Linked DNA regions of Mus musculus: region 2 is linked to region 1. A link is a loop called in an ENCODE intact Hi-C map of the cell type or tissue named here. Cell type or tissue: left cerebral cortex. All regions are shown on one strand. Links, peaks and the distances in the headings refer to the core of each region. The heading gives the core; the rest is flanking DNA. Region 1 overlaps Flt4 (FMS-like tyrosine kinase 4). Region 2 overlaps Gfpt2 (glutamine fructose-6-phosphate transaminase 2).

Region 1 (10,667 bases), core at 3,190-8,189:
TTCTAATGGACTAGAAACCATTCACCGAACTCGGTTCCCATGGGTATGGGTATAAGGCCAGCAAGGCTCAGGTTCCTTGACACCTGACTAAGGCTGTGACGCAGCTGTCCTGCAGGAAAGCCTCATATGTGGTCCACAGGCTTGGCTGCTTCTCTCCCCACAGGATAACCAGACAGACAGCGGGATGGTGCTGGCCTCAGAAGAGTTTGAGGAGCTAGAAAGCAGGCATAGACCAGAAGGCAGCTTCAGGTAAGGGCCTCCGACAGTGGGCATGCCATCCTAGGGAGGGTCCTGAGTGGGGCCTATGGAAGCAGCTGAAGCCTCACAGTGCTCTGGCACTCTTTACACAAAAGATTTTGTGCCTTCCTATATTCTTTGTGTGGTCGAAGTCAGTAGTGTCTCTGAGACTCAAATCACTGCTCCAGAGAATCTGATGCCCTCTTCTGATCTTTATGGACACTTTACAGACACGGTACATGCATACATGCAAGCAAAACACTCGTGCGCATTAAATAAAAATCAATACATCTTCAGAGATGACATTAAGCCCAGTATGCCAATGAGAATAAAATAGAGAGAGAAACAAGCACTGCACCAAGAATCAGAAATCCAACAGCTCAGAATACAAGTGGGCAACATGAAAATACAAAATAATAACATGAGAGGTCGTGGAAGATAAATCCTCTTGAAAATGAAGGCCAGGGCACTCCAGGAACAGTCTAAATTGTCAGATGCATAACTGAGGGAATGAAAGGATCCAAATAAAGAGATAAAAGAATCTGGGGCGGGAGGGGGGTGCAGAGGAGGAGCAGAAGTGTGCTGTGCACAGAACAGGAGCCCCCTAGATTAAGTCAGCGTGAGTCAGGTCATATTTGTCTTAAACTCAGAAGCCAGAAATAAGCTTTCATTTTAAAGAAACAAATAAAAGAAGGCATGAATCTACAGACTAGAAGTGTGCCTAGGAGCTAGACAGACGTCTCAGCAGTTCAGAGTACAAACTGTTTCTCCAAAAGACCTGAGCTCTCTTCCCACACCCACATCTTCTGCTAACTCCAGCTCCAGGGACTCTAATGCCCTCTTTTGACCTCTGAAGGCAGACACACACACGTATAATGCATACATTAAACACACACGTGGTGAGATGGCTCAGTTAGTAAGAGTACCCGACTGCTCTTCCGAAGGTCCGGAGTTCAAATCCCAGCAACCACATGCTGGCTCACAACCATCCGTAACGAAATCTGACACCCTCTTCTGGAGTGTCTGAAGACAGCTACAGTGTACTTACATATAATAAATAAATAAATCTTTTAAAACACACACACACACATTTGAAGTTTTTAATTAAGAAAATTAAGTGTACCTAAGTAGATTGACCTAGAAGAGTAAAAATGCTGGGATATTTCCCATTAGGGCAATTTGGTTTTTAAGAAATAAATATTCTGGGGACAGGAGATGTCTTAGTAGATAAAAGCACTTGCTGGCAGGCCTGGGGGCCTGAGTTCCATCCTCAAGACTCACATGGAAGGAGAGAACCTCGGGTTGTCCTCTAAAATCCACCTCTCTCTCTCTCTCTCTCTCTCTCTCTCTCTCTCTCTCTCTCTCTCACACACACACACACACACACACACACACACACACACAACACACAAACACATGTACATGAGCACACTAAACAAACAAATATATAAACATGAAAAAGAAAAACAAAGTTACCAGTATCAGGATTTTCTTGATATGCTATGAAAAGCAATAAATCTCCATTTTATAAAAACCTTAAAGAAAATAAGAGATAAGAGTGGATGGTCAGGAGCAGGCAAGGGCTGGAGCCTGCAAGCCCTTATAGGCTCTAGTAAGAAGCTAGGTTGTTGTTTCTTTTAAATGCATATGTTGTGCATGTGCATGCATATGTATCGTGTGTGTGTGTGTGTGTGTGTGTGTGTGTGTGTGTGTGTGTGTGTGTGTTCACACGTGTGTGCATGCATACAAGAGCCAGAGTTGACATGAGGGGTCTTACTTGATCTCTCCACTTTACTTACTGAGGCTGTGTTTCTTGCTGAATCCGAAGCTTGCCAGTTCAGTCAGTCCAGCTACCTACCTAGCTGGCCCCAGGCATCCCATCTCTGCCTTCACACGCATTGAAATTGCAGGCTGGCCACCACAGCTGCCTGGCTTTTGCTTTCACATGTGTGCTAGGGATCCAAACCTGCTCCTCATCCTTGCACAGCAAGCATTTTATCTATTGAGCCATTCCCCTAGCCCCAAAGCTAGATTTTTCATCCCGAGAGTGATGGAAGACCCTTGGAGGGAGTGGAAGAGGAGGCCCTGATGTCCTATCTAACTAAAGGATCTCTTTGAAGCCTTCCAGAGAGAACGTGAAAGTTCTCAGAGCCGTGCCAGGAGGTTTGCCTATGAGTCCACAATGAGACTTACCCTGGAGGAGGGGCCTGGGAGAGACAGGTGTCAGTGGGGACAGTTTTCAGTTAGAATGGAGGTGGACTGGATATGATGGCTGAAGACAATCAGGGACCACAGTCACGTCATTGACTTGAGCTAGAGAGAACACAGATGCCTTTTGTTGAGATGGGCAAGACAGGGGTCTTGAGAGCCAGCTGCTTCCGAATGGGCAATGAGCAGAAAGGCTGTGCTACATCTTAGATGTTTTGTGGTGAGGTAAGAAGAAAGTGGCGGGAAAGTAAGGATCCTGGCGGGGAAGCAAGTATCAAATTTTCAAAGACAAACAGGACTTTTCATTAAGGACTCTACATCTCCAAGTAAGTGTCAGCAGGGGGCGCTATTCTCGGCTTTTCCTAAAACCCATCAGGAGATGCATCAGATTCATCTGCCCTGGGGCAAGTAGGTTCTCTTGGCCTAAGGAAGCAGGATTGAGGGGATGAAGTCAGCGTTTCCACAGCCCTGGGTCCAGGCTTTGGGCAGGAAAACTGCCACTGTCACATCAGATCGGTCTGCTGTGTCAAATCTGTCTTAGTCTCAAAGCCTCTGCGCTTGCGTCATGCTCTGTTTGCGTCTGGTGATTCCAATCAGACCCTGACCCAGGGCCACGCTCACTTTACTCATTAACACTATGCTCCGTGTCTTGGCAGCTGTAAAGGTCCTGGCCAGCACATGGATATTCCCAGAGGACACCCTGACCCCCAGGGGAGGCGGCGACGGCCCACTCAAGGGGCACAAGGAGGCAAGGTGTTTTATAACAACGAGTATGGGGAGGTCTCCCAGCCATGTACAGAAGGTGACTGCTGCCCGTCTGCTGGCTCCACCTTCTTCGCAGACAGCAGCTACTAAGGAACATGTGGCAAGGCCTCCTGCCCGTTGCTGCAACCGGCTCTGACAGCTGGGCTGGAGGCCCAGGTTGGGAATTCAACTCCTCTGACTCCAGCCCTGGAGGTGTTTTATGTCCCACCCCCACTACAGCCTCCATATCCAGGAAGAGTCAAACTCAGACAACGAGGGCTCCCTTGAACTCTGTACCGCTCCTGTACCCTTCCCTGGGCAGCCACCCTCACCCGCACATTCGATTGCCTTGTAGCTCAGCCTCCACAGATGCTGGCCCTGGAATAAGCACTCTGGCAGAGAATTCTTCTCCAGCACCTATTTTCATCGCTCTGGTGGGCGACAGGGTTCTCATAAGGAATACATATGTCTGAGAGTCACACGATGAATCAAGAAAGAGTTAGACCAGAGCCACCATGTCCTGGCCCCAAACCATCCTCTCCACACACACAGTCCCTCTACTTCCAACTGCTTCCTGCTTCCTTCTCCTGGCCCCGGAGGGCTGAAGAAAGATATTTTCTATCTCAAAGTCACAGAGGAGGAGTGGAGGAGGGGGAGGACTCCTCTGAGCATCTATCTAGCTCGTGGGTAGCTGTCTGTACACAATGACTAATCACAATGAGGCAACGCCTCTGCCCCTGAGTGTTGAGAAGAACCGTTTTTTTGTTTGTGTGTGTGTGTGTGTGTTGGTTTTTTTTTTTTTAATCAGAAGATCGGGCGCTGTTGTAAAGAATTTACTCATCAAAAGATCATCTGGAAAAGAAGCCCAATCAATAACTGTTCTAGATCCTAGTCCCCAATAACTGAAGGGCGGACATGACACAACATGCCAGTCACCACAGCTCTTCCCCCGCCCCCTCTCTCGAAGGCTCCCAGGCTCCACCGGCCTGGTCTAGAACCTAAGACACCAGCTGCTGTTCTGATCCCCCCTCACTGTGGGTCTTTCCTCTAGAGCCTGGATCTGATTGTCTGTGGATTCTGTCAAGGAAAGCTTCAGGGGCTGGTACAGAGGACCACATGGCTGGGGGCCACTCAGCCATCACCCCGTGTCCCCTTGGGGGCCCCTGCCTTCAGCTTACCCTATACTTTTACCTGACTTTAACACCTAAACAAATCAAACCTCTGTCCTGAACGATCCCTCCAGCCCAGCTCCTGCTGCCCCCCCCCCCCACCTCCGTCATGGCCAGAAGAAACCTTCATGAAGATTAGCCCTGATGATCCCTAGCCCCATCCCAAAAAGAACGCTTGCAGGACAGGCGACCATACAGCAAGCAGGGGCTTGCTCAGCAGACCCTCCCCACTAAGTGCATTGTTCTCCTATGATATGTTGAACCGCATGTATGACTGTAGTCCTCTTTGTCCCTGTGGAGCCCCCACCCCTATTCCTCCACATCTAACCTGTCTGTGGGATTGAGTGTCAAGCTCACCACTAGGAAGTAGAGACTGTTCTCTCAGAGGACCGAAGGCTGCAAATGGGGCTGCAGAGCCCTTCTCAAACCCTCCCTTACGTATCACCTGTCTGTGTCACCTCTCCTGACTTGTAACTACACACATACGAAATGTACTGGGGAAGAAAACGTGCTCTGCCCTTTTTGGCAGTGTTCTGAAATGAGCTAAGATATTTAACGAAAGATAATAATAAATTTGATGCCAGTCTTTGAGTTATAATGAATAGATTCTAAGTAAGCTGTCTCGAATTCTGACCTTAACCTTACAGCTCACAAAGCTTCTGGGCTCAAAGAAAACATGCTGTGGTCGTCGTGTCCCGTCCCCCCACCCCCACCCCCGCCCCCCACCCTCCGGGCAATCTGCTGCAGAGCCCAAGTCCCCATCTAACTCAGCTCACAATCCCCAAAACTGCCAGCAGGGGGCGCGGAAGAGACATCGGGATACCTGTTAATCTACTGAGTCTGTCTGCGCCAGCTTATTCCAAACACGCTCTCCTAATATTTGCTTTATAAAGTAAAGCGATGCCCTCTTGTCTCCCAACAAAGCCACACGATCACAAGCGGTGGTAGACACGGGAGCTCAGCTCCAGGCAAGTCCTCTGTACCAATTCTCTATGTCCTTTTCCAATAACATCGTGGAAGCAGGGCTAGTTACACCCCTGAGGTTGTCTCGAGGTCAGACTGTCCCAGGGGCCCAGGAGGGAAAGCCGCGATGGCCACTGGGAGACAGCAGCCCTGTCAGCTGGACAGACTGGAGGTGGACCTAAGCGCCCACGAACAGTCAGGCAGCATAGTCTATGGTCCATTCGCCCCAAGAGAACAGAAAAGAGCCCAACAAAGGCCCGCGAGAAGGTCACCACTTTGTTGGGCCAGCTGTACATTTTGGACCTGCCCCGTGATGCCTGTTGTCCCTCAAGTTTTCGACATTCTGGTGGGGAAGAGCCCCTCCCCGCAGAGGCAGCTGCCAGTGGTTGGGGGTGTCATCTTGTCTTGGCTTCTCTAATAAATCTAAATTTGAATAGAACAAAAATTCACATGAAATACAAACATCTTGACACTTAATGCTGTGTTAAGTGGCCACAGAATCAGTCCCAGGGCAGAAGCCTGTCCCCCGGCCCTGGATCTCCTCTCTCACTAACCGAAGAGCCATGACCAGGCTGGACTGTGAATTGCGCAAGACAGATAGCAGAAAGCAGTGGCCAGATGAGGTTCCCTGAAGCTGGGCAATCCTGGATGGATCCATGACCATCAGACCCTCAGTGTCTCTCCATTACTTGCCACCTAGAGAGCATTGGAGAAACCTGTGGTGTTGGGAGTAACCATATCATGGCTCCTGTCCCCACAAAATCATGCCCACAGTGGCACTAGCATGTCCCCCTCCCTGACTTTCCATTTTTGTTACATCTTGACATCAGCCTGCTAGAGGATGCCACTCACATTCAATATTAGATCCTTTGGGGGAAAACCTTCATAGAACCTACAGAGGTGTGTCTTACTAATGTCATGTTGTAGGCATTTTTCAGTCCAGTCAAGTTGATTAAATTATCCATCACATACGCATTCAACTCTTAGATACCTGCAATGGGCTCAACCATTGTGACCCCTCAAGACCCTTATCACAAGGGGATGGTGTGAGGGCAGAGCCTTTGGGAAGGAATCAGGCCAGAAGGAGTGGTGCCCTCAAGAATGGGGTTTTCCCCTTATTTGAAGAACCAAGTGCCTTAGTTCCTTTCACTGTGGGAAGTCACAATGACAAAGGCCACTTATAAAAGAAGCATTTACTTTGTGGCTCACAGTTCTGCAGAGTTAGAGTTCGTGCCCATCATAGTGAGGAGGATGGCAGCAGGCAGGCAAGGCTGTGAAGCAGCAGCTTAGAGCTTACATCTGATCCACAAATAAGAGACAGAGAGGCTAGGGGGTGAGGAATAACCAGACATTGTATGGGCCTTTGAAACCTTAAAGCCTGCCCCCAGGGACACACCTCCAACAAAGCCACATCTCCTAGTCCTTCCCAAACAGTTCCACTGGCTGCAGACTCAGCATCCAAATGTAAGAGCCTACCACACCAAGGGAGAGAAAGTTAGATCGCCCAGACTGAGAAGGAGTTCCTTCACCCTCTTCCCACCGTATGAAAACATGCCCACAAATCAGACCGTGAGCCCTCATCAGACACAAAACCGTCCCTGCTTCTTGACCTTGGACTTTTCAGCCTGCAGAATCGCAAGTAGTGGATGAATGTAGCGTTTAAGCCAACCCTGTGGTCATTTGTTACACAAAGCCTCACTGAGTCACCACCCTCCTATCCTACCCATCAGAGTAAGGGGGTCCTCTCTCCCCATAACAACCCTTCAAGCAATCACAGAGAGACCTCTGGGGGTTGCCAGCCATTGAGAGTAACAGAGGGCCTTGCAGGGAGCGGGGTGGGGGGCTGACTTTGAAGCTTGGGGTTGAAACAGACATCAGCAGGACCTGTGGTCCTCCTGTTACACAAAACCAGGAGGCTCCTGCAGCTAAGGGATCTGTCTGTCAATGTCTCTGACTGAGGGAAATCTAAAGTTAGGTGATTGCTGTCACCAATGCAGAGGTGGTGTCTTGCTTCCCTGTCCTGGACTGAATCCATCAGAGACACGGGTGCAGGGGGATGCAAGATCCTCTGCTTTTCAGTTAGAGCTGGACCAGTTTGCCACAGCCAGACAGGAGTCAGAACGATATAGGAATGGAGGGTTAAACTGGGGCAGGGGAAATCTCGGAGAGACTGCAGAGGGAGAATATTGATATTTTAGAATGTGTCTCGGGATAGCATCCTTGAAATCCTTGGCCAATCCTTTGCAAACAAGGGGTCAGGGGTTTAGGTACATGTGGCTCTTGATATCCTGTCTGGCTACTGAGGCAGTGTTGGGAACCTTCTACAAGCCTCTCATGTGCAGTAGGACACCTGGGCACCTCCTGTCCTAAAAGGATCTAGCATCTTCCAGGGGGCTGGAACTCACTCATGCATTCTACTCCTTCTGTGTCCTGTAAGGGATGAGAGTAGCCAGAGGGCTGCTACTGAGCTATTACATTTTAAGCCATTGCATGGGTCTCACTTTAGGACAGTAATGACTCTATCTTTGATGTGACCAACACCCTGGGTTGGAGTTTGGGGTAGGATCTCTGCAGTTATCTAACTCACCAGCTTAGCTAACCCTGGGTCCTATTGTCTGGAGGCAGCCAAGGGCACTGGTTGATGGGGGACCTTCCTGCCCTATAAGGATACTGGCCATGAGACAAAGGACAAATGTGAAAAACAGGACCAGAGAGATAGCTGGAAAAGGCAAGGTCCTGTTGACCCCAATTGAGCTTGGATAGAGCTCTGACTGAAGGAAGAACCTTCCATGGGCTTCAGTCACTGCTTACCACAGGGTCAACATTCTGCCTCCTTCAGCAATGCCCCGAACCCCCTTCCCCCGCCCCCAGCAAGAATCATGCTGACCATATTGTGCCACCGTCTCCGCTGTAGGGACCTTTGTAGGACGCCTTGGGAGAGAGGAAAAATGAAGTGCTTGAGAGAACCAGATCAATATTGACCAAAGTGAAGGCCTTCACATAAGTGCTAACAAGACACATTGGAGACTCTGCTGGGAACCCCAGGGCCCAGATGGCTGAGCTATGAGGAAGGAGGAAGGAGGCCACTGAGGAGAGCACAGCACATCTGTGTACCTGGTGGGTGAGCCAGAGATTCCGGAAGAGCTCTGCAGCCCTCTCTTCTCTGGCCCTGTTAGTGGCCCCAGATTTACAGATGGATCCTGGCTTCTTCCCCAAGCCACTTACACTTGTTAAACAAAGTCCAGGGCCCTGCTGCTATGGCCTCATCTTAGCTGTCAGTTGAGCCTGGATGTTCCTACCTGACCTTGAGGTGACTACTTAGGCAAGAAAGAGATAGAAGGACACACCCCTTGGCCATGCAATCAGCATGGCACAGGACATCCCTAGGAAGGAAGCCATATTGGTGGGAAGAAAGATGATCTGAGAGCAGAAGTCTCCATGGGACCCGTAGGAAGGACCCAGACAGCTCAGTAGAGCTGGTCTTGATGGCATGGGCACAGGGGAGCTGGCCCTGGTGCATAGTCCCAGCACAGCAGGTGTGCTGACCAACTCAGCTACCAACCAGGCTCAGATTCAGGCCTTCGAGTTGGCCCACTCCATCTATGAACTGCTGGAGTACAAGAAGGGCCTGGTCCTGCAGACCAAAACTTCAAGATCTCCATGACACAGGGCAACAACAGGCTATCCAAGAGAAGTCCCGGTGAGAATCCAGTATTGAAGGTGTAGCAGAAGCCAGAGGCCTCAAACCAGACGAATGAGCATTTGCAAATAAAGCTGTTTGGAAGAAAGGATATACTGTGTGACATACCATGACAAATTGTGACTTCCACAGCAAGATTTTTTTTTCTTATTTTTTTTATTTTTAATTTTTGTTTTCTTTTGTGGGGGGAGCTTGCAAGATTGGAGGGCAGATATGAAAGAAGGGGGAGATGAGTGGGACTGGGGTGCATGATGTGAAATTCACAAAAAGAAAAGTCAGCAAAAAAAAAAAAATAATAAAAAGTGTTTTTAAAGGAAGAACAAGGGGCCAGGATCTTGGGAAGAAGCTGGGTACTAACTTACCCCAGAGGCTGCCCATCCATCTCTACCTCCTGGTGGGAAAAGAATGGAGAGAGAATGAAAAGAAACTCAACACAGCCCATTTGTAAGCTTCAGCCCTCACGTGCTGTATACAGAGCTGGGAGTGATATATACAAGACCCATCCTACAGCACAAAATAATCACAAAGCAGGCGCTAACCTAACTAGCCCACAGCAAGGCGACACGGCAATGAGCCACGGTGATACTGAAACGGTCATCATGGAACCCCCCACACAACTCCCACAATGTATGACAATTGAGCTGCCGAGTCGGAAGGTCTACATGCTCCGGCAGGGCAAGCATACTGTCACTGAGAGATGGAATTGGGGTTCCTAGTTTGATTAATAATGAACATAGCCTGGGTATGAGAGAGAGAGAGAGAGAGAGAGAGAGAGAGAGAGAGAGAGAGAGAGAGATCCAACGTGGCAAGTCTTCGCGATGGATGTGCTGACTGACAAATATGAAAGGAGAAAAACTAAGAAGAGACCATCTGGGTCCCTCCCCAACCCAGGGGCCCGGGGAGCTGCTCTTCTGGCTGTAAAAGCCTACATACCTAAGCTGCATCTCTACCTGCTCACGACAGCCACATTTTGGGCCCAGGTATATACACATGAAGGACACCAAGCATGGACCAAGGAGACTCTGGAGCCAAGCTGAGAGTTAAGTTGGGCCCTGGGACAGAAATCTCAGCATGGGGAAAGCATGATCGGGCCTCCCAGTCTTTCAAACAGAGGGCCTGTTGATAGTGCAGGCCTCTGTTGTTGGCAACAACCTGCTGTGGGGCCCAGCACAAAGCATCATGCCTGCACAATCTCCCCCGGCGCTTCTTGAAACCAGGAACCATGATGAAGGCCTAAGGAGCTCCCTTCATGGCTCCATCTGCTAAGGGATCCCACTGGCCGGGCAACCAGCTTTGAGGTCCTCATGGTCCTTCCAAGGTTCCAAAGTTGATGTTTGGCCCATGCTCAGAGCCTTCAAAGTCTCTGTTTACATCCAGCACTTCCTGCATTCCCAGAGGATAGGCAAGGCGTGAATGTTTGTTTTGGCCCATAGGATGTCCTGCAAACATGTCCTGGGACAAGCTGACCCTCTTATCTGAAGAAGTGCCAAGCACTTCCTCAGTATCATAGCCAGTCCTGGGCCCCCAGGGAACAGGCATGCAGGAACTGGGTGGGAAAGTCCAGAGTGGATACTGATCACCCGTGTCCATCCCCCTCCCTCCCACATGCCAGGTAGGCTTTGACACCCGCTGGAGACACTCCACTG
Region 2 (10,667 bases), core at 2,137-7,136, 170 kb after region 1:
CAAGGGATAATTTTGTATGAAGAATTTCATACAATGAAAAAATGACATTTGGGGAGCTGGAGATAAGAGTGGTTAAGATTGCTTACTGATCTTACAGAGGATCCGGGTTCAGTTTCCAGCACCCATGTTGAGGCTCACAATTGCCTGTCACTGCAGTTCCAAAAAACTCTGTCGCCCTCTTAAGGCCTCCGCCCTCTTAAGGCCTCTATGGACACTGCACACACATAGTACACATAAAGTCATGTAGGCAAATACACATGCATATCTCAGAAAAGGAATTTTTTTGCAGTCCTGAATGAGGAAAGCTACAGTCTAGCTCTAACTTTGCACAAATAGCAAAGTGAGGCACAGGGGGCAAGTAGCAGTCACAGCCATAGAACTGATAAAAGAATTAACAATATGAGAAGAGGATTAACCGTTGAATTATCTAGTTCTCCTGAGTGATCTAAAGTCCGGGCACCATTCTAAGCACTTACAATGCTTTAGAATTGAACCTCAAAGTCATACAGATAGAATTGCTGTCCCCTCGATCACAGATAAGGAAAACGAGGCTTGAAGGTCATTGAAATGATTGCCCAACTAAAGGAAGGGATAGATCCAGAACTGGATCCCAGTTTGAGCTCTGCTGATTAACCCCTTTGACTGCTCAGCTGATCCCTGCACAGGTCCCTTTTAGAGGCTCAGTGCAGGGTGTCTCCACCCTGGTTCTCACTCTCTGTGGTTCCAGCTGTACCACTCCAACCTGGGGCATCTCTAACAGGAGTTCCTGGGGAGCCTGGACAAGCCACTGTGGCTTATGATGTTCACAGTGAAATTCATAAGGGCTAGACCTTGGCACTTAAGCACGATGCCATCTGTCTGGCTTCCCCTCTGACCACAATCATCTTCCATAAGCTGCCCCTGCAATCCATACCTGCCATAAAGAGAGGCTGGAATGACCTGCCTGGGCCAGTGGTCTGCAGTGGCTTGGCTAGTCAGGGTAAGGCACAGTCCTTTAAGACCTTTGTTGCTGTGTTTTCAGGAAGGCGCCTTTGCACTGGTTTTCAAGAGTATTCACTACCCGGGAGAAGCTGTCGCCACGAGGTAAGGCTCTGATGGAAGCCCAGCTCTGAGGGGCCTTGGTGCTCTGTGGCTGCTGATTTTATGCTAAAGGCACAAAGAAACCATTTGGAATATATACGTGGCCCCAAGAGACCTAGGCTGAGTGAGTGAGACTGTCCCTTGACAACTGTCACTATTATCTACCCAGAAAGTCAGATGAATTAATCATTATCCCTCCATCCCCAGGACCAGGTCTAATTTGACATTTGAAATATAATTTCATAAAATCATAGAATAGAATTATAAAATACCAGTTGGTCTCTATCAAATCTCGAAGCTCCCTTCAAAATCTCATAAGGTGATATTTCTGTTTAAAATGAATGCGCCGTGAGGAAGCAATAAAGTTTGATTATTCTAAATTGGCAGTAACGGATGGTTGGAGCACCCAGGCCAACCCTTGGGACATCTCAGGAGGTTTCTGTGTCTTAAAGGAGACGTGGTCTGAACACTAAGATCTGGGAGCCACTTACTCAGAAACCCAGTTAGCTTTAAACTCAATTATAATGCTTAAACTGTCACTAGTGGGGGTGGGGAGACAATTTGAGCTACCTCCTCCTCACTGGACCCAGGACAAGGTCTCCGATTAGTTTTAGACAAAACAAAATATTATAAAAAATAGTCAAAGCACTTCCAAAGCACCTTTTTCTTAGTCCTTCTGAACTTTGTCCCTCATCTCGAGAATGAGAAGAGGGGTGTACGTACAGCCCGAGTGGTCTTCATAAAATGTGTTCAGCATTTTCTTCTCGATAGTTAGTTAGACATCTTGGAGGAGAACAGCACCTTAGTGTGAGCTACAGAAGCCCTGTCTCTAGCTCCAGGCAGTGTAAAGTGTGATGTCTACGGATTCTGTTATCAGTGGTCAAACAAGGTCAGTGGAAAATTCCAGAAACTGACAATTCATAAGTTTAAGCTAACTTTTTGTTGTGATGTGCTGTTATAATTTTTTTTAATTTTGCTGTTAGTCTCTTAAATTGTCATAAGTGTGAATGTATATGAAGACCTTGTGTGTGTTGGCTTCACTATAGGCTTACACTGGAGGCTCTGTGTGTGTGTGTGTGTGTGTGTGTGTGTGTGTGTGTGTGTGTGTGTGCTTGCTTGTCTGTGGTGTGTGTATTTGTGCCAGTGTATGTGTGAGGGTGCATGTGTGCAGTTGTCTTCTCTTATGTGTGTGAGTGTTTTGCTTGCACGTATGTATGTGTACCATGTGTGTGCCTGCTATTCACAGAGGTCAGAAGAGGGAATTAGATCTCCTAGAACTGGAGTTATGGTTAGTCATAGGGGTTCTGGGAACTAAACTCAGGTCCTATGCATGATCAGTAAGTGCTGTCAACCACAGAGCCATCATCCCAGCCCCATCACCTTCATTTTTGAGACAAGTTGTCATTGAATCTGGAGCTCCCCCATTCAGCTAGGCTGTAGGCTGGTTGGCCAATGAATTCCGAGGAGCCACCTGTCTTGTCTTCTGGTCTTCCTGCCTTTTCTCCCCCACCCACACACCCCTGCTGGGGTCACAGACATACGCACTACCTGTTGTGTATAGCTTTTAAGATTGGTTTTGGGGAGTCCAGTCTCAGGTCTTCAAAGCACTTGGACAGTTGAGCCATCTCCCTAGCTCTCATTTGGAGGTGGTAAGACCGTACCGTGCATGGACAGAGGGCAGTGAGAAACTACTGTCCTGGAATGTTGCATGCCTGGCTTCTAAGATACAGAGATCTAAATAGTGTGGATAATAAAAGTGATCTGCTTGTTGTTTGATGTAAGTGCTATATAATCTATAAGATAAAGCAAACAAAAAAATTGCATTTTGAAAGTAAGATGTCATTAAAGCCATGACATAATACCTCCAATATGATTACCAAAAGCAATAGTAACCAGGGAAGTGCTTTGCTGAAGATTCTATCCCAAGGTACTCAGAGCCCAGTGCTGGTGAAAGAGGAGCACAAAGGAAGGAGGCTTTTGTCACTACTGTCATCCCCTGAAGACAGTTCTTCGTAAAATCACTGTTCCCTTCATGACGAAACCCACTTTTGTACAGGTCAAAGATTCTAAGTTTCCCTTAGTGGAGTACCACTCAGTCCAAAGTTAGACCCTGCCTTTTGTAGCCCACAAAATAGAGTGTATTCTTTCCTTGGTATCTCTGGAGTTCTCAAACTAGACCCTGTCCAAGATACTGAGATCCTTGGACACTTGAGTTTCTTGTGTAAAATAGCATAGAGTGGTATTTGAGCATGACTTATATATTCCATCATATCTAGATTGCTTTTGATACCTAATACAATGGAAATATCTTGTAAATAGTTGTCATATGTATTCCTTAGGGAATGACAGGCAGAACTCTGTACAAATTGAGTACAAATGCAATTTCTTACATGTGTGTGGGTGTGTGGTGCATATGTGTGCATGTGTGTGTATGTGTTATTACTAGGCATTGAACCTCACATCTTGCACACACAAGGCAAACACTGTGTAACTGAGCTAGATCCTAAGCCCTGTTTTATTTTGCTTTACCTATTTTTGTTGAGACATGATCTTGCTGAGTTGTTCAGGCTGACCCTGAACTTATTCTGTAGCCCAAATAGGAACATGCAATCCTTCTTTCTCAGCCTCCCCAGGTTATAGGCCTGAGGGTTATAGGCCTGTGCCACCAACCTTGGCTCTTAGGAGTGTTTTCTATCTGCATTTTCAATTGCTGGTTGAATCTGTAAATGTCAACTGCATACACAAAACTCAGCTAGTCTGTTTCATGGAAGCAAAAGCTGAGCTCTGCAAAAGGAGGCACAAGACAGGGTTCCTCAGGCAAATTTAGGGTAGCAAACACTCCTGATGTGGGAGTTGACACACAGTAGGTGAAAGCTATGGTATTGAAACCTAGAGTGCTTCCCCTGATGGTAAATACCCAGCCTCTGAGACCTACCCATGTGGGTTCGCTGCTTGTGGGGATTTAGAGAACCAGGAGCCCAGAGTCTTATAATAGTGGGGAAAAGCATGCTACCAGGCTAATCAGTTAGATAGTTGGATGGCAACAGGTAAGTGAGCTGACATCTGCATGCCAGCCTATTGGTCCCTGCTCCAAAACCAGAGGATGTGGTCTCAAGGTCAAGGTGTCCCTTCTGTGTGACCTAAACTTTCCCTGCTTTAGGGAAAAGACTGGATTTGGAGGGTACATCTGGCCTGGGGTCTCAAAGGTGAGGGATCTCTTGATATCTTCTTCTTCTTACAGGAGAGGCAGCCCCTTGCTCATCGGGGTACGAAGCAAATACAAACTCTCCACAGAGCAGATCCCCGTCTTATATCCGACATGTGAGTTTCCTGAGGACATCACCAGTCGGCTACAGGGTAGCTGTCCCCTTGCAGCAGACTCTGCTTGGAGGCAGACATACCACCACCACCCACAACACTCTTATCTTGAACCCAGCTGCCTCGTGGCTCCAGGTTTCAATGTCCATGCCATAGAGACTTAGCTCCATCTTTTTAAAAAGCCTCTCATCGTGAATATTCTGAGACCTGCACAGAAATAGAGAGCAGCTGGCGAGCATGGCATCCATGCCCTGATTTGAGTTCCTTTGGTTTGTTTTCATTTGCATTGCTTGCCCACTGTAGACATTTAAATGCTCTCTCAGCTCAGCTGAGCTATTTGGGAAGCTTTTGCGTGATTTGGCTGGCACAGCCGTAGCTAAAAATTGCAGATTGCTCCCACACAATATTCAGAAGAAGAAAGCGGGTTCCTTGCCACGTGTTATGCAAATAGGGCAGCCTACCCGTTCTTTTGTTTACTAGGCAATATCGAGAATGTGAAGAATATCTGCAAGACTAGGATGAAGAGACTGGACAGCTCCACCTGCCTGCACGCTGTGGGCGATAAAGCTGTGGAATTCTTCTTTGCTTCTGATGCAAGGTAGCTAAACATTTCCATTGTTTTCCTGGAATTAAAGAATAACTGTCTGAACCCTGTGTGTGTGTGTGTGTGTGTGTGTGTGTGTGTGCGTGTGTGCGCGTGCGCACACTTAGAGCATGAATGTAGAACACAGGACAATTTGCAGACATTGCTTCTCTTCTTCTACTGCGTGGGGCCTAGGGACTGACTAAACTTAGGTTGTCAGGCTTGGTGGCAAGCACCACCAAGCCATCTCACCCGCCTAAGTACATACATTTTAGAGACCTGCAGGCATAGGAAGAGAATAATTCAGGTAGGGGAAGAGAGGGGAACAGAGAAGGGGGAGTGAGCGAAAACTAGAACACTATTGTTGGAAACAGATTTGATAACCTGTGAGTGGTGTCTGGGCATTAGAACTTGCTGAAGTTTTTATTTCAAAGAAATGCTGGAAACCACTGAGCTCTTAGCTAGTGACACATGAAAGATGTTTCTGAAATTAGAAAAGGCATGAGAGCCTGAAGGAAGATGGAATGGTGTTCGAAGGCCATATAATTATACACTTTGAAAGCCAGCTGACACGCTGTGAGAACTAGTGCTGGCAGCTTTCCGGAGAATAAAGACATGGGAATCTTTTGCCCATGCAGCAGTCATTGACCCGACCCACCGTCAGCTGCTGAGGCAGGGACCCCGCCTACCTTATTCCTTCTAGAAGCTTCTCAAATGACTAAGCACTGCAGAGCCTTAGCTAACATTTGGTGAACAAGACAAAAAACAAGACTATTCACTACAGTGTCGGCAACCACATTTTAAGAAAAATCTCTCAGAATAAATTCAGTACAAATAAACCCAAATCAGAAAACTATACATGATTATAACAAGATGCAAGAATAGATTTGAAGAGAGATTCCATATTCTTTGGTAGAAAAACTTAACATTGCTGAAAAAAAATGGAATAAAGTGATTTCATTTTGAGACAGTCTCCTCATTCTGTAGCTCAAACTGGTCTCAAACTCATGGCAATCCTCCTGCCTCACCCCCTCAAATGATAACAGATATGAATTACCATGCCAGCTTTAGAATTTGATTTCAAATTAGCAGTAAAGAATTGTTTTTAAGGGAGGTGAGAGATGGCTCAGTGGTTAAGAGTATTGACTGCTCTTTCAGAGCTCTTGAGTTCAATTCTCAGCAACCACATGGTGGCTCACGACCATCTGTGATGGGATCCAAGAGTAAATGCCCTCTTCTGGCATATCCAAAGAGAGTGGCAGTATGCTCACATACATAAAATAGATAAATCCAAGAAGAAGAGAAGGAGGAGAAAGGGGAGAAGGAAGAAGAGGAAGAGGCGGAGAGGAGTTCCAGCACAGGCAGGCAGTTCTATGAGTTCAAGGCCAGCCTAGTCTGCAGAGCAAGTTCCAGGACAGTCAGGCTAACCTGTCTCTAAAAACAGAACGACAAAACAAAATCTTGATTCTCCCCCAATTAATCTATGTATATAATGCTGTGGTTGAAATCCTTCTGTTTTTATAGATTTTTTTTTGGAACTTAAAATAATGGTTCTAAGGCTGGGCTGATGGTTCAATTGCTGAAGTGTTTGCTTTGCAAGTGTAAGGACCAGAGTTTGACCTCCTAGAACTCCCATAAGAAAGGTGACCTTGGTGGCATGCTCCTAGTGCTGGAGAGACTGAGACAGACACATCCCCTAGGCTCACTACCTAACCAAACTGGCTTACTTGCAGACTCTCACATCAATTTGAGACCCTGTCTCAAAAACAAACCAAACTAAAACCAACAACAAAGCAAAAAAGCCAAGGTGGGGGCTCAGGGAGAGTGAGCCAGCCCTTTCCTGGAAGAACCTGTACTCAATGTAAATAAAGCCAGGTGTGGCTGTTTGGGTACCTGTAACCCCAGCAGTGGGAGGGTGGGGGCAGGAGGATCCTTGGGGCTTGCTGGCTACCAGCCTAGCTCCGGGTTCTGTGAGAGCCCACTCTCAAGGGGATAAGGTTCAGACCGATAGAGCAGGACACCCAGACTTTATATGTGCTCAGGAATGTGCACTTGAACACACAAATGCACATACAACTTACACACATATACAAAAGGTAGGTGGCACCTGAACTGTGGTTACCCAAGGCTGTCCTCTGGTTTCCATTCTCTCTCTCTCTCTCTCTCTCTCTCTCTCTCTCTCTCTCTCTCTCTCGTTTAGCTTATGGTTCTGGAGATGGGGAAGCCCAAGGGCATACCACTGGCATCTGGTGAAGGTGTCACAAGACATTTCATTTTTATAGCAATGCCTGTTCCGTGATAACCTCTGAATTCATGAATGGTCCCGTCATCTGATCAACCCCACCTGCAAATAATGTCACCACATGAATTTTGGGTATACTGATATACACAGAAAACAAAAACCCTCCAAAGACCTGAAGACAAATGTAGATCTCTTGGGGCAAGAGCAGCAAGTTCTATTATAGACCCAGTGCCCTGCTCCAGCCTGGGTAAAGGTACAGTGGCCAGCTCCTGTTTTACAGAGTAGGAACCCGGGGCAGAGTTCAGAGAGGTTATTTAAGTATTCTTGGGGCCTAGGACTAATACAAGATAAAGGTGAGCTGAATCCTGAACTAAGGGTCCTAATGGCTGTTAATAGATTACTATTTGTTTTTGTAGGGTAAGATCATGATTGCATTTAAACACATAAAAAAAATTTCCCTCTAGGATCTGACCAGACTCCTGTCTTCTCAGAGCCATAGAACTGAAGTATCTCTTTAAGTCTGTGTTTTTCTCCAAAGGTGTGTGTGTGTCTGTGTCTGTGTGTTTGTGTGTGTGTGTGTGTGTGTGTTTGTGTGTGTGTGTGTGTGTGTGTATGTGTGTGTGTGTGTGTGAGAGAGAGAGAGAGAGAGAGAGAGAGGGAGAAGAGGGGAGGAGAGGGGGAGGGCTGGGTTATGTCTGATAAGTTTTGCACTATTTTGGATTTTGCTTGCATTTCCCAGCTTCCTAGGTGTTGTTTATTTAACATAATGTACACTAGCACTGGTAAGTGTTCTAGTTTCATTTGGGGGCTGTGACAAATACCTTGACTAAAAGCAACTTAGGGAAGGAAAAAGTTTATTTCATTTTGTACTTCTAGGTCACCACCTATCAATGAAGAAAGTTAGGGCAGGAAGTCAAAGCAGGAGCTTCAAGCATAAACCATGAAGAAATACTGCTTGGTGGCTCACTTGCCAACTCATGATTAGCTAGCTTAGCAGTCCCAGGACTACCTGCCCAGGGTTTGGTGCTGCTCACAGTGGGGTGAGCCTCCTCTATCTACTAACATTCATAGACACACCCACAGCCAATCTGATGTGGGCAATCCCTCAGTGAGGTCTCCCTCCCTTCGCAGGTGACTCTAGGCTGTGCCAAATTGAGAGTTAAATCCCTCTGGGACAACAAGTAACTAGAAGCTAGAGTTTACCCAGGTTTGATATTTGGTTAGACTACATAGGTGGCGGGTCCTTCTATCAGAAAGTGCACACCATTCCACCATTTCTCCTTTTGTGTTTAGAGGTTTAAGTCCTACCATCCCTACTCATCGACTGAAGATTCTCTCAGCTTTCACCTCTTGGGTGCAACAGCCATTTATGATCCTTGATTAGAGCTAGTCATAATTAGGAGTTTATAAGGTGATTGTTCTATCATGTGTTCTGTATTACTTAGATTCTATTATATAAACAGAAGCTTGTCTTTATAAACCCTATAGTTTTAAAAGCCAAGTGTTGAGTGGGTGAGATGGCTCAGTGGGTACAGGCCCTTGTAGCCAAGATGATCCTCAGACCCACACGATTAAAGGAGAGAGCTGACTCCTGTAAATTACCCTTTGACCTTCACACTCCTCCTCCCCCCCACACACATGAGCACATGAATAAATATCAATCTTAAAATGTTTAAAGCAAGAGTGGAACGTGATCTTCGATTTTTTTTCCTTCTTCTTCCTCCTTCCAGTGCCATCATAGAACACACCAACCGGGTCATCTTCTTAGAAGATGATGATATCGCTGCAGTGGCTGATGGGAAACTCTCCATTCACCGAGTCAAGCGCTCAGCTACTGATGACCCCTCCCGAGCCATCCAGACCTTGCAGATGGAACTGCAGCAAATAATGAAAGGCAGGTGTCCTCCAAGAGTCCCTGTATAGTTGCCTTGGAGAATAGAATATCTCGGGGGCCAGAGATGGAAGGGTTCCTGACTCCCAAAACTTGCAGGGTCTGATGTGTAAATTGGAGATTGTCACTGTGTCTGACCCACTTTCATCTGACTTGTTCCCATAACACCAGACAAGAAGACACCTACAGACACTCTTTAAAACCTTTGGGGTGGGGGGCTTTATGGATACTATTATAACTATGGCATGGCAACATCTTGGCAAAAAGTTACAAAGTTTCACCAGGCATTTCCTGCTTCAGGAAAGCTCTGAAAATGTATCTAAATGAAAGGCGCTTACCTTGTTGATGTTTCTCTGACCAGGTAACTTCAGCGCATTTATGCAGAAGGAGATCTTCGAGCAGCCAGAATCAGTTTTTAATACCATGAGAGGTCGGGTGAATTTTGAGACCAACACAGGTAATCACCATACCCAGTAAGAAGTCCTTGTCTGTGCCCTCCTCCACTGAATGCAGTCAAATGTATTGTGTCATATGTATTCACATTAATTCCCTGCCTCGTGTCTTGCAGTGCTCCTGGGTGGCTTGAAGGACCATTTGAAAGAGATCCGACGATGCCGAAGGCTCATTGTGATTGGCTGTGGAACCAGCTACCATGCCGCTGTGGCTGTAAGTGCAGTATACCAGACCTTGGGTAGTCCTGGGAAATTACCAGCAGTCAAGACGAAAATGCTGGTCGTGATGCTGTCGTGCCCTTGAACTTGAACAGCACCTTGTTCTCCTCCCCATGAACCAGCTTGAGAAGTATACTGAGCCCTTTCTTCTAACAGGATGGCCTGCTGAAGTTCCCACACTACTGGGACAGCCAGGCACTGTGTTACAAACTACCCTTAGACGCCTAGGTGTCCTGTGTCCCTACCAGGCCTATCACTGACTTCAGTCTCCATTCTATTTGGCTTCAGACACGGCAAGTCTTAGAGGAACTGACCGAGCTGCCTGTGATGGTTGAACTTGCCAGTGACTTTCTGGACAGGAACACACCTGTGTTCAGGGATGACGTTTGCTTTTTCATAAGCCAATCAGGTAAGGGAGATGGGCAGCATGGCTGGATTTTCATTGGCTCATCTCCAAACCCTCTTCTCCGTACACCACCCTCTCTCTTCTTCCAGTGAATCCTCTGTGCATCGGCTATGTGACACACATGTTCCCATGCACTGGGTCATTTAAACCCCCAAAGCGTTGGTTACTGGCAACACTATTTGATGTTGTGTGACTTTCTCTGGGGAAGTGTGACCAAACATGTTTTCACCCCACATAGGTACCAGTGACAGACCAAAGAAAAGATTCCACCCAAGGCTAGCTTTTGAGCTCATGAGGTTCCTGAGGATACTCACAGAAGCATGGAAGACTTAAAGGAGCTACCTAGCCCTTCCCCAGCATGGCTAATGCTGCACACAGGGAGTTTCCTCCGTGCCTTAGGAGAAGCTGGCCTGGTCTAAGAGTCTCTGCCCTTTGGCTTCCCCTGCCATTCTAAGCCTCTTAGCACTTCCAAGAAC

What was found. Hi-C counts contacts between places; a loop is a spot of excess contacts. Peaks named below come from ENCODE experiments on the same cell type or tissue, not always from the same donor. Only the 100,000 strongest peaks of a DNase experiment are listed, where the experiment ranks them.
Region 2: it touches region 1 in a loop (8-fold over the local background); 1 of 42 quality-filtered maps calls a loop at or near these places.

Annotation. Positions count from the first base shown.
Region 1 is chr11:49,647,784-49,658,450 of GRCm38, forward strand. It overlaps Flt4 (FMS-like tyrosine kinase 4), which reads left to right. Exons shown (of 30, transcript NM_008029.3): 29 at 164-249; 30 at 3,102-4,956. The coding sequence ends at 3,300. Among named protein-coding and RNA genes, the nearest start is that of Scgb3a1, 10 kb to the right of the region's middle. In left cerebral cortex, for the core only: a CTCF peak has its summit at 5,165 (motif pointing right); DNase peaks (open chromatin) are centred at 3,640, 3,831 and 5,156; H3K27ac peaks cover 1,075 bases.
Region 2 is chr11:49,814,259-49,824,925 of GRCm38, forward strand. It overlaps Gfpt2 (glutamine fructose-6-phosphate transaminase 2), which reads left to right. Exons shown (of 19, transcript NM_013529.3): 7 at 1,022-1,083; 8 at 4,322-4,401; 9 at 4,879-4,996; 10 at 8,954-9,117; 11 at 9,476-9,571; 12 at 9,683-9,780; 13 at 10,074-10,194. It overlaps Gm36507 (a long non-coding RNA gene), which reads right to left. Exons shown (of 4, transcript XR_003949545.1): 3 at 9,453-10,667. Among named protein-coding and RNA genes, the nearest start is that of Gfpt2, 25 kb to the left of the region's middle. In left cerebral cortex, for the core only: a CTCF peak has its summit at 4,925; DNase peaks (open chromatin) are centred at 4,755, 5,598 and 6,118; H3K27ac peaks cover 2,100 bases.